2 separate regions of the Homo sapiens genome follow, and region 1 is linked to region 2. Evidence: chromatin loops called from intact Hi-C (ENCODE). Cell type or tissue: sigmoid colon. All regions are shown on one strand. Each heading gives the region's core, and the rest is flanking DNA. Links, peaks and the distances in the headings are about the cores only.

The links. Hi-C counts contacts between places; a loop is a spot of excess contacts. Peaks named below come from ENCODE experiments on the same cell type or tissue, not always from the same donor. Only the 100,000 strongest peaks of a DNase experiment are listed, where the experiment ranks them.
Region 1: a loop joins it to region 2, with 5 times the contacts of the local background. A loop is called at or near these places in 1 of 110 quality-filtered maps.

The regions. Positions count from the first base shown.
Region 1 is chr1:206,441,263-206,448,065 of GRCh38, forward strand. SRGAP2 (SLIT-ROBO Rho GTPase activating protein 2) reads left to right here. Exons shown (of 23, transcript NM_015326.5): 18 at 4,813-5,037. Among named protein-coding and RNA genes, the nearest start is that of IKBKE, 26 kb to the right of the region's middle. In sigmoid colon, for the core only: no CTCF peak of the experiment used is centred there; a DNase peak (open chromatin) is centred at 4,008.
Region 2 is chr1:205,732,133-205,738,935 of GRCh38, forward strand. The region is part of intron 1 of NUCKS1 (nuclear casein kinase and cyclin dependent kinase substrate 1); the gene reads right to left. Among named protein-coding and RNA genes, the nearest start is that of NUCKS1, 15 kb to the right of the region's middle. In sigmoid colon, for the core only: no CTCF peak of the experiment used is centred there; no DNase peak of the experiment used is centred there.

The sequences.
Region 1 (6,803 bases), core at 2,494-4,993, 710 kb after region 2:
TTAAGGGAGAAACCAGGAGTGGAGCTGCCAGTGCAGGAGTTGCCCATGTACTGGTGGTATTTAGCTAATCACCCAGGGAACGGATGTGTCTACAACAAAGGTCTGAGGAGCAGAGGGGGCCGCGGGTGTGGATGGGGCATTTCTTCTCGTCCAAGCAGCATGTCCTTGTGTGGAGCAAGCTTTGGAGTCCCCACATGACAGGAAAGGCACCAAGCAAGGACATGTGATTCTTCCCCTCTGAGGCACCTCTGTCTTTTCACTTTGGTTTTGCTGCAGTTTCGCCCTCAACAGCCTAGACCAAAGGTTATAAATGGGCACCCTGAGAGCCAGATAAAGCCGAAGATGTGTTCTCTTCAGGTGTCTATTGTGTCTTGAGAACAATGAAATCATACTTACATTTGGGGAAATTTCACTTTTTAAAAACCTAGATTTCTAGCTTCTTTTGAAAAATTATTAGATCTGGTGATACTGACTCTGCAGTCCCTGGTGGCAGCAATTCCCTGTGGAGTAAGGGCTGTACTCCCTAGATGGGGCAGGCACTCCCCAATTCACCACAGTCCCCAGCCCTCCCCGTTGTCCCCCAATCCTGAGGCTGAATTCAGTTGCTATTTATCATCACTCTTGTTTTGTGGTTTTCATAGAGAACAAAAATGTTTCTCTGGATCCATGAATCTATCAGAGTAGGGGAAACAAAAGGTAAACCAAGGGACCCAGGTGTTTTTGCACATATTTCTTTGTGAAAATGAGGAGCCTTCTACAAGGTTAGTCTCTGCTTAAAAGGAATACAACTTTAGAGACCATTTCATAAGTGTCAGCTTGCTTCCAAGTTTGTGGTCAACCTGGCCTTATAGGTATCTGGGTTAGTGGCCCCAGCTTGAGACCTTTTCTGGGGCACCCACACTATCATGTAGCCCCCTTGCTGGCCCTTCAGAGCTACAGAGGGTCCTTGTTCCCCATCTTGTCTCTTCCATGCGGTTGTGTCTGCTCTATTCATTGGCCAGGCCCTGACTCAGCACCACCACTGCCTTTGGGTTGAACACCCCAGTGAGTCACACAGCGTGTTCATGTGCAGCCTGGAAACTCTGCTAATTACTCTCGAGTTAGTCCCTTCAGGGCTACCAGTCATTGTCTCCCCTCAGAGACCAATACCTGCCCTCAACATGAGCCTCGTCTGTGCCCCCAGAGCTGGGAGCATGACAGTGGTGAGCAAATGGGGATGAGGGGAAAACAGGGAGGGCTGGGGGACTATATGTGACAGTACAGTGGGGAGAAACAATAGAATAAGCATCCATGCAGGGTTGCTGCTTGCAGAGATGGCAGCCACTATTGAAGACAGCATAGGAATTGCACCAATTCAAATTATTCATTTTGTTTTGCTTTTATTGGGTTTTTTTCTGATTGAAACGAGATTGATTTGCTCATCAAAGTGTTAACATTAAAAAAATGCAGCATTAATAAAGTGTTTTCTAAAATAATAAATAGAATGCAAGACACAAATGATAAAGCAGACCACCTCCACAGGAAGACAGCAGCTGACAGGTGTGCACTTCCGGACAGGGGTAGCAATAGTTGGCAGGTAGCTCCCGATGCAGACTCTGCCTGGGCCCAGACCATCAGGACCCTTTTTCTTCATTGCTGTGAGTCCTGGATGTATGTGTACTTTATTTCTGGCTACTGTTTGTTCTTGGATTGGACACATTGTCAATCTCAAGGAACCAAAAAAGCTAATATCTCAGTTTCTGTGGGTCTGGAATCCAAGTACAGCTTAGCAGGGGCCCTCTGGAGAGGTAATTGCATATCATTAAAAAGTTAAAAATCCAGAAAAGTGCATGCTAAAAAGTAAGTTTCCCAACACCAATCCTGGCGCCCCAAAAAGCCTCTGTTCCTAACCACAATGCTGAACCTTTTTATGAAGCACAAAAGATGAGTTCAAATCAGTTAGGAGAATTCACTAATAATATGAACTGAAACTGTAGAAATACAGTAGAACTCTTTGAGGACATGGCATGAGTGACTACAAGTCGACACCAAAAATTTTAAAGCAGAGAGTTGTTACTAATGTTATCCATTTTAGGTATTTCTTTGTTTTTATTTTGTTGTTGTTTGTTTGTTTTTGTTTGTTTGTTTTTGAGATGGAGTTTTGCTCTTGTCCCCCAAGCTGGAGTGCAATGGCACAATCTCTGCTTACGGCAACCTCTGCCTCCCAGGTTCAAGCGATTCTCCTGCCTCAGTCTCCCGAGTAGCTGGGATTACAGGTGCATACCTCCACGCCAGACTAATTTTTTTGTATTTGTAGTAGAGACAGGGTTTCACCATGTTGGCCAAGCTGGTCTCAAACTCCTGACCTCAGGTGATCCACCCACCTCGACCTCACAAAGTGCTGGGATTACAGGCATGAGCCTGTAATTACACCGCGCCTGGCCTAGATATTTCTTTAAAAATAAAAATCCAGTTTTTTATACTCTTACACTAGACACAGCCTTCAGGGACTTCAAAGATTATTAACACCATGACATTTTACACAAAACTGTGTGCATTTATTTATATGCGCACATATGTGAATTTTTCTGGGGAGAGAATCCCTAGTTTTTGTCAAGTTATTGAAGGAACTTGTGTCCCCTAAATAGTTAAGAACCACTGCTTTAGGACAGGCGCAGTAGCTCACACCTGTAATCCCAGCACGTTGGGTGGCCAAGGCGGGTGGATCACCTGAGGTCAGGAGTTTGAGACCAGCCTGGCCAACATGGCGAAACCCTCTCTCTACTAAAAATATAAAAATTAGCCAGGCGTGGTGGTGCACGCCTGTGGTCCCAGCTACTTGGGAGGCTGAGGCAGGAGAATCACTTGAACCCAGGAGGCAGAGGCCTCAGTGAGCCAAGATTGTACCACTGTAACCCAGACAGGCGACTCCGTCTCAAAAAAAAAAAAAAGAACCACTGCTTCAGCCCCTAAACTTAGATGTTCCCACTGTATATTGGAAAAGAAAAATGGATTTTCATCTGTATTTTGATGGGAGCAAGAAAATAGACCTAGAATCATGAGACCACAGTCCACAAAGATGTGTCCTCTTCAAGCTCCTGGTCATTGTAGCCACCTATGAATTGAACAGTTCTTACCTTAGCAGGCTTCCCAACATTCTTCATCTTCCACAGAGCTTTGACTCAGGACTCTCAGGACTAGAGTTTGTTTCCCTTTGACCATCAGGCTTCCCAGACACTACTGGTTTTCTTTTATGTTACCAAAACATTGTCAGATCACTCTAAAGTATCAAGGCCTTCCTCCTCTTTGTCCCTCCATGACACCAGGAACTGGCCAGCCTTGGATTAGCTACAGCTTAAGCCTGCAGCACCTCATGCCTCAGTTGTTTGCTCTGAGGTTACCAAGGTAATTATCCTCCTGTCCCTCCCCAGTTTTAATTTGACTAGGAAGTAGACTTAGAAACTTCCCCTAGTCTTTTCTAAATCTCTGCTCTCTTTGAACTCAGGATCCGGGGAAGGATTATACACTTTTAAGAACTCCTGTGAAGCAATCCAATGAGATTTGTAACCTCCCCCGTTGCTGGCCTCTCCTGCATTTGATTCCAGGCTCTAGAGAACAGTGATTCTCAACTCTTTTCTCCCATCACGTCCATAATACCACTCTTCAAGTCCTGCAGTGATTCGCAAACAGACAGGGGGTACATCTCCAGGAGGGGAGAGAACCACTGAGTCAGAGGGTAATGGGCTTTGTAATGTGAGGCTGGATGAGGGGTACACTACAGAAACAAACTCTGCAATCAGTTCTGAAGAACAGCTACTCAGATGGAGACAGCTGAGTCTCAGGCCTCGTTTCCCAACAGAGGACCTTTGGTTCCTTCTCAGAATCAAATCCTGCCCATGCCTATAAGGGAGACTCCTCAGCAGAGCTCACAGCTCTGCAGGCTGTGTTGGGGAGGTATCCAGAGCTGGCCCAGCCCTCAATGCCTGGACGGGCAAGGCCCAATGGGACTCATCAGGTGCAGTGGCTCATTGAAGGCCTTGGGTCCTTGGCCAAGGTTGGAGGTGTGGCTGGAACAGCTGCTGGCTGAGAAGGGGAGAGTTCCCAGAATAAATAAATACCCGAGAATGAAGTCAGCCTGCATCCAGAGGAAGCCCGAGCAGAAGCCAAATGGCATGCTGACCTTTTCCTGAAAAAATCCTGAATGTAATAATCTAGAAGGAGATTATGAACACGAAAAACAATTGCATTTGCTGTTCTAGGAAGAAATTCACTGGCTTGATGGAATACGAAAGCTAATCAGTTGGCTATTTGTTAATAAGTCTAGAGGCTAGAAAGGAATATCCCTAATAATTTGATTATTTTGTTATGCAAGAAGGTACACAATGCACAGTGCCTGTGCCTCTGACCATATCTTTACCAGGGCAGCCTGAGGGTCCCCGTCTGCCCTGGCAGCTTAGTATGTTGGTGTGTAGCAGCCATATTCAGCTCTGCAGAGTGACATGTTCTCAAGGTCATGTGGCCTTTGATAGATAAGATCCGGGGATAGGGATGAGGATGGGGTGGTAAGTAGAATTTGAAATGGGAGCTGGAAAGAGAGAAGGGATCAGAGCTGCAAGCAAGTACCTCTAGTTTGCATTTCCTGAGCTCCTGAATGACCATTCTGGTTGTCAGTTTTCTCCCCAGCTTACTTTCTGGAAAGTCTCTGACACCCAGAAAGGCAGGTGGCAATTTGTGGACCTTCTGCTTTTGCTCTTGGCAGCGCCTCCTGTGATTGTGTTTTCTGGGCATTCATGCGAGAGCTTTCCAGCTTGCCCCCTTTCCCTTCTCCTCCAGTTTATCACAGTTCAGTGAAGAGAACATGATGGACCCCTACAACCTCGCCATCTGCTTCGGGCCCTCGCTAATGTCAGTGCCAGAGGGCCACGACCAGGTGTCCTGCCAAGCCCACGTGAATGAGCTGATCAAAACCATCATCATCCAGCATGAGAACATCTTCCCAAGCCCCAGGGAGCTGGAGGGCCCTGTCTACAGCAGAGGAGGAAGCATGGAGGATTACTGGTAGGGGGGCTTGGGACGGGAGGAGGGGAGGGATTCACTAGCACACACTGGCATGGGAGCCAGATGGCCACACGAAAACCAAAGGGAAACACCCAGATCCTCCCAACTCCTCACTCCCAGGCTGCTAGGGTCTGGGGATGCTATAGGCAGCCCCCACCTCGGCCCCACCCACAGACTAAATGCCACTTCTTGCCACCTCCCTTTTTGATGAGTTCTGAGTGGCAAGGGACTATTCTGAAAGATATTGACAACATTAATTGTGATACTAATCTCTAAGAAAGGACTTTTTATAAAGTTGCATCTAGAAGTGATCTTTATTCATCAACAGTGTCTCTTGGGCTTCTACTCTGTGCTCTGTATTCTGAGAAAAACCATCCTGGGTCCCAGGGAATTCCCTTCCTTTTGGGAAGAGTTTAGATAAAAGGCATAATTTCCTGACCGTGAGTTTGTAAGCTGGCACTTCAGAATGATTTTAGAAATTTGTGAAGAGAAAGAAGGGTAAGCCTTGTTTTTGGCAGGTTAGGGACTGTCCTCCCCTGAAGCAGCATTCCATTCTGTGGGGCCAGGTTTTCCATGACCTAGCTTCGGAACAGAGATCTAAAAGGAATCCCTGGGATATATGTTTGCTAGACCCCTCTGTTTGACAAAGAACAAATCACTATTTCTATTTTATGGATGAAGTAGCTGCAACCCAGAAAGGCCAGTGACAGTATTTTAGGCCACTCTAGTGATGGGAATTTAACCCCAATCTCATCTCTTTGTACAGGGTACAGTCCGTTACCCCATGCCACCCGCCATGGTACCATTTACAGCGTCGTTTTTTCACTAAACACAAAGACAACTGCCTCTCTCTTTTAATCCCTAACGTCCCTTACCTCCCCCTCCTCCTCCCCCTCCCTTCTTCCCCTAAATAGTATTTCAGCCTGAGCTGAAAGCACAAGCCAGCCCAAATCGGATTCTGTCTGAATTCAACATCTGGAACCAATTCGGCCAGCCCCATTGCTATCGACTGAGGTAGGGGAGGACAGGGGAGGTTGTTTACTTAATTAGAGGCCAATTGGTCCACGCTTCTCCCTGACCCCCACAGAACAGCCTCTTGCCCAAGGAGTGAAGAAAGTGGCATTTGTGTTCTGTGAACTTAGTAATACCAGTGACATCCCTGGGTTCATCCCTCTCTGCTGTACTGCAGATTTCAGTGTCTGGGTCCAAGCTGGAGGAACCTATGCTGGCCAGCTGGGAGAGAAAGCTTTTTGTCACCGACAGATGGTTGGTGGTGACTGGGGAGGTTGTTGGTCACTTTAGGTCTCAGCCTACTGGATGATGAGCTCCAGGGAGCTGTCCTTGTGCATGTGACTTAGAGCTTTGGTTTTCCCCCTTGCATGCGTGGTGAAAAGCTGTAGAATAGCATTCCCTTCCTTCTAAAGTCAGGCAGAACCTCCGCCCTCACTTCTCAAACATCAAACCACTGCAGGCTCTGGTCCAGTGCCCGGGGCACAGAGACCCCTACAGCCCTGGCCCCTGAGTCCCAGCCCAGTGGGTCAGAGTCCTGGAGGGGTGTGGCTCACGGGGACAGGTGCCTTCCTCCAGTTTCCTCCAAGATAGTCTCCCAACCTACCCACCTGTTTCTTGTGCACTCAACATTTATTAGCAGCCTCTGGAAAAACCACAAGATTAGTCAGGGAACATTACTACCGCAGACTGTGTGGGAGGCTAGAAGCACCTGAGGAACAAGAGTCAGCAACCTTGGGTTGAGAGGGACCTTCTAA
Region 2 (6,803 bases), core at 1,836-4,335:
ATTAGAAAGAGAAAAAACAAGGCTCTTAAGGAGTTCCACCTTCTGTTTTTCTTTAGTTTAACAAAACTATAAAATATACTCCAACTATATATTTTATTGTAAGAAGCTGAGTTTATATTACCAAAGATACTATATTATTAGGAAAGCTAACTTTAAATATGACTATTAATTCCATGTACATGAGGGACCTAGAGTAGATGAATTCAGAGAGACAGAAAGTAGAGTGGTGGTTGCCAGAGGCTGGAAGAGTGGGGATGAGGAGCTGTTGTTTAGTGGGTTTAGTTTCAGTTTTGCAAGATTAAGAGTTCTTTACAACAATGTCAAGTACTTAACAATACTGAACTATACACTTAAAAATGGTTAACATGGGCCGGGCACAGTGGCTCATGCCTGTAATCCCAGCACTTTGGGAGGCCAAGGTGGGCGGATCATGAGGTCAAAAGATCGAGACCATCCTGGCCAACATGGTGAAAACCCGTCTCTAGTAAAAGTACAAAAATTAGCTGGGCGTGGTGGTGCGTGCCTGTAGTGCCAGCTACTTGGGAGACTGATGCAGGAGAATTGCTTGAACCTGGGAGACAGAGGTTGCAGTGAGCAGGGATCGCACCACTGCACTCCAGCCTGGCAACAGAGCAAGACTCTGTCTCAAAAAAAAAAAAAAAAGTTAAGATGGTAAATTTTATGCTAAGCATATTTTATTACAATAAAAATATATTTTCTTTCTTAAAAATATGACTATGAAAAAATCTAATATTTTTGGGCTACTATGGAAATGCCTGCCATGTTCTGGCAAAACAGTGATTTTTTAATGACAAATGCCATGAAAAATAGTATGATGATCATAATGCAAACACGACCATTTTCTGTATTATTTAGGATAAAAAAAATGGGTCATAGAACCAGGGGAAGAAAGGTATCTAGAAGAGGAACTCTTACATCTTATCCTCTAATAATTAAAATACAGGTTCCGAACTTGTAGGTATAATTCTAGCTTATCCCATGCTTGTGGGGTGGCAACTAACATATTATTACCCCATTTCTGGGTACGACGTAGCAATGGATATATCCTATGAAACTACATAAGGATGGACAACCAGAATGGTAAACGGTATATCATATGAAGAACAAATGAATAAATTGAGAATATTTAACTTGTAAAATGGGAAAACATGTTAGCTACTTTAGGGCTTTGATGTGAAAGGAGTAGTAGAGGTACAGCTTAGCTTTAGCAATCACATTAAGTGTAGGTTCAACATAAAGAGCTTTAACTGTCTGCTAACAATGGCTACTTCCTTACTCTATCACTAGAAACACTCAAGAAAGGAATTAGTATGGACTCTTTGTACTAGGAATCCTGGGTTCTGGTTCTAGAATGTCAAGAAAATCATGTAATTTCTCTGGGCCTTAGTTCTTCCTCTGTTGGAACTGATAACCTAAATTGCTTGACAGATCTAAAAGATATTCTATAAAATTAAATGTTTAAATAATAAATTAAATAATAAATAAAATATTTAATAAATAACATAAATGGCAGGCATTATATTAAAATATAATATAGAAAATGGTCACTGCAAATGATCATATTGCATTATGATCACAATACTGTTTTTCATGGCATTTGTCATTAAAAATTAACTGCCCTCCACAACAGAAGAAAACTTAATCTCCTCCTCCTTCCCTGTATATCTATCTGTATCTATCTAGACAGACCTACCTACCTATCTTCCATCTGTCCGTCCACCCATCCATCCATCCAACAATTGAGACAGGGTCTTGTTCTGTCATCCAGGCTGGAGTGCAGTGGCAGTCATAGCTCACTGCAGTCTCCAACTCCTGAGCTCAAGTGATCCTCCCACCTTAGCTTGTGGAACTACAGAAAGGCACACAGCCACCATGCCTGGCTAATTAAAAACAATTTTTTTTTTTTGTAGAGACGGGGCCTTTCTATGTTTCCCATGCTGGTCTCAAACTCCTGGCCTCAAGCAATCCTCTCACCTTAATCTCCCAAAATGCTGGGATTACAGGTGTGAGCCACCAGGCCTGGCCTGTAACTTGTTACTTTAAACCTAAGACACTAAAAAGGATACTTTTTATTTAGTACATATTTTTCTATCCTACTTTTCAACAAACAGAACTACAGAAATGCCATGTAGACTATATTGGCATTATATAAACAATTAAATTTTAAAATTAAATTGAAAGACTATCCCTTCCGTTGAAATATGAAGTATTTTAACTTTCAATGATCTGAAAACAGCCAGAATGATCTCATATGCCATTTATCACAAATACCATAAAATCAGTGTAAAGCAAAATATGAATATAGAAGCAATTCTGCCTTATTAAGGGCAACCAGTCAGAAACAAATATAGTCATCCATAAATGCTAAAGAGGGAAAAGATAAAATAAATAAATAAAAGATCTGTGATAACAAGGGCCATTCATGATGACTCATAATGACTCATAATAATTTGGTTCAGGCCGGGCTTGGTGGCTCACGCCTGTAATCCCAGCACTTTGGGAGGCCAAGGTGGGTGGATCACCTGAAGTCAGGAGTTCAAGACCAGCCTGGCCAACATGGTGAAACCCCATCTCCACTAAAAATACAAAAAATTAGCCAGGCGTGGTGGCGGTCACCTGTAATCCCAGCTACTCGGGAGGCTGAGGCACAAGAATCGCTTGAACCCGGAAGGTGGAGGTTACAGTGGGCCAAGATTGTGCCACTGCACTCCAGCCTGGGTGATAGAGCAAGACTCCATCTCAAAAAAAAAATAAAAAAGTTTATTTCCCAAACAATGTCCTGCCTCCTAAAGATGCTTATTCAAAATAATATAAATAACATACTATTTCCACCACTTAAAGGCTTGCTTTGTCTGGGGTTGAAATACATTTTTGATGAATTTGTTCCTAATGAGATGATAGGACAGAAATCCAGCATTTAAGAATTTCATTTAAGTCCCAGGGCATGAGAGGTTCTATTTCTAGGTGAAAACAAAGAAACATTCTAATTTCTTCAAAATACAATCATGTGCTGCATGACATTATGGTGAACTGCATACATGACAATGGTCTCACAAGATTATTATAGCATATTTTTACTGTACTTTTTCTATGTTTAGATATATAAATACCTACCATTGTGTTACAATTGCTTACAGTATTCAGTACAGTAACATGCTATACATGTTTGTAGTCTAGGAGCAATAGGCTATACCATACAGCCTAGGTGTGCAGGAGACTACACCATCTGGTTTTGTGGAAATACATGCAAATCACCTAAAAATGCAGTTCTCAGAATGTATCCCTGGTGCTATGTGACACATGATAGTTAAATGCCAAAGCTAAACTAACTCTTCAATGTAAAATGAGTATCAATAACTAGAACTGGAGGACAGCATAAAATTTCAATATAGCAGAGAGGTTAAAAACACAGATTCTTGAATTTACGTCCTGACTCTTACTAGTTGTATATCCTCAAGCAAGTTACTTCCCCTGACTGAACTTCAGTCTCATCATCTGTAAAACAGGAATAACAATACCTGTTACAGGAATAACAAGAGTGTTGAGAACATTTCAGAACATTTGTGCAAGGTATATAAATATCAATAACAGCTATTATTACTTATAAGTATTAACTTGTTCCACCCAGAATACCACTGTAATTTTGAACACATAACTAACTCTTATTTGGATATGATGATTAAGTCACTTTGTTGAAAAATATGTAAGTCTTAAAAGTATTGGTTCTAGTATCATTCAGAAAGATTGTCTTTGTTTTCTTGTTCATCTCACTAAAATGTAATACCAAAATATCTCTTTTTTTTTTTTGGAGACAGGGTCTGCTCTGTCATCCAGGTTGGAGTGCATGAAGTGCAGTGGTGTGACCATAGCTCACTATAGCCTCAAACTCCTGGACTCAAGCAATTCTCCCAACTCAGCCTCCTGGGGAGTTGAGATTACAGGTGTGTGTCACAACAGCCAGTAAATTAAAAATTTTTTTTTGTAGAGACCAAGTCTTGCTGTTTCCCAGGCTGGTTTTGAACTCCTGGCCTCAAGTGATCCTCCCTTCTCGGCCTCTCAAAGTGCTAGGATTACAAGCATGAGCCACCACATCCAGCCCTCCCTATTTTTATTTCTGACTTTATGGCAAAGTTCAGGTTACCATTTAGATCAAAAATTTTTAAATCATTTTTTAAGTTTAAAGCATTCATAAAACCTATCAAAGTCTGATGGTCGTGGGGGTGGGAGATATGGTGGTGCTGAGAGTATTATATGTAGTAGAGCTACTGGACCCTAGACAATCTAATTCAACCTTTAGCTTGTATCCTGTTAACAAATATCCCTAGAAGAGAATGACTGAGAACTTCTCATGATCTCCAAGGCAGCCTATGCTAAGAAAATTCCAGTAATTGCCAGGTGTGGTGGCTCACCCCTGTAATCCCAGCACTTTGAGAGGCCGAGGCAGTGGATCACCTGAGGTCAGGAGTTCAAGACCAGCCTGGCCAACATGGCAAAACTCCATCTCTACTAAAAAATAAAAAATAAAAAATTAGCCCGGCGTGGTTGTAGGCGCCTGTAATCCCAGGTACTTGGGAGGTTGAGGCAGGAGAATAGCTTGAACCCGGGGAACGGAGTTTGCAGTGAGCCGAGATCACGCCACTGCACTCCAGCCTGGGTGACAGAGCAAAACTCCTTCTAAAAAAAAAAAAAAAAAATTCCAATAATTAAATAGTTCTTTACAAGGAGATGAATCTGCCTCTAGTGTCCACTCACTGGTTCTATCTAGTTCCACCTCCTGGGATTAGCATGGTCTAAATCTAACCCCTCCTCTTCAGAGCATTCCTTAAATTTATATGACTATTCCCACTTTTTCTCTGAAGCTAAATACTAGGGCTCCTTTTTAACACTTCCTCATATTTCAAGTACTCGCTTCATGCTCTAGCTGCTTTCCTCCATACCACCTTGGATTTAGTAAATACTAAAGCAGCACCCAGGATGAAACATAATATGATTATAAAAAGATGGGGAATGGGGAGCAAATCAGGATTATGACCCTCCTCTTCCTATTCTACTCTATACTTCAATGCAATCCAAGATTTCAGTTCCCTTTTGGACTGTTCCATCATTCAGTGGACTATATATTGTAATTCCAATGACTAAAACCTCCTTTTCCATAATCTAAGACCGTTTGGTATCCTGATCCTGCCATTTCAGCATATTATTTATCTTCCCCAACTTCTTAACATCTGCAAATTTAATCAGCACACCATCAGTGTCCTCATCTATATCATTAATTAGAAGATATGCCAAGAACAGAATCCTTTCAGGCAACAGTGCAAACAGTCTTCCAGGGTAACAATCTATTTATTTGTCAGCCCTCTCCGGGTAAGGCTGCTCAGGCAAAGTCCCTCACACTGAGCTATCATTCTGCCTGTATTTCTCCATCTTACAAGGACCTATGTGAAGCTGTCAAAATCCTTGTTGAAATAAAACCTCGGTATTTTCACAGAATTCTTTTGCTCTAATAAATTTTTAAAAAAGGAAATTAGTTCATTTAAATCAGTGACAGTTAAACTTTTTAGCAGTAAACACTTTTTGTTCAAATAAAATCTTCCCAGGAATCATAAAATTAAACACAGCTAATCAAAAGTATTTTAAAAGTATACATTTGTCTTATAGTATCGTATTTTAAAAATTATCTCATTACAGAATTGTCCAACCTGTGTTGTCAAAATAGGTTTTCTAAAGATTTACTGGTAATTATCAGTTGGATATTATCAGTATTACCACCCCAATAAACATTCAAAATGAATTTTAATGTGAAAAGCTTTGAAAGTTCCACATTAAAGAAAACTGCTAAACTTTACCTCCAAAATTATATTTATCTATTTTTATCTTTTATTTATTTTTTGAGACGGAGTCTCGCTTTGTTTCCCAGGCTGGAGTGCAGTGGCGTGATCTCGGCTCACTGCAACCTCTACCTCCCGGGTTCAAGCAATTCTCCTGCCTCAGCCTCCCCAATAGCTGAGATTACAGGTATCCACCACCATGCCCGGCTACTTTTTTTGTATTTTTAGTAGAGACAGGGTTCCATCATGTTGGCCAGGCTGGTTTCAAACCGCTGACCTCAAGTGATCTGCCCGCCTTGGCCTCCCAACGTGCTAGGATTACAGGCATGAGCCACCATGCCCAGCCTATTTATTTTTAAAAGACAGGTTTTTACTCTGTCACCCAGGCTGGACTGCAGTGGCTCACTGTAGCCTCCAGAGTACCCAGGACTAGAGGTGGACACTACCATGCCCAGCTAATTTTTTTTTTTTTTTTTGTAGACAGGTTGCCCAGGCTGGTCTCCAACTCCTGGGCTCATGCAATCCTCCCACCATGCTGAGATTACAGGCAGGAATCACTACGACTGGCCCAAAATTATACTTAAAAATTTGAGACAGGCATGCTCGCTTTGGCAGCACATATACTAAAATTTGAGCCAGGTGTGGTGGCCCACACCTGTAATCCCAGCACTGTGGGAGGCCGAGGTGGGCGGATGGCTTCAGCCCATAAATTCAAGATCAGCCTAGGCATCATGGAGAAATTCCATCTCTACAAAAATAAATAAATAAAAATAAATTAGCTGGGTGTGGTGGCATGCACCTGTGAAGTCCCAGCCACTCCAGGGGCTGAGGTGGGAGAATAGCTTGAGCCTGGGAGGCGGAGGTTGCAGTGCGAGTCGAGATCACCACACTGCACTCTGGCCTGGGTGAGAGAGGGAGAACCTGTCTCAAATGAATAACTACATAAAATTTAAA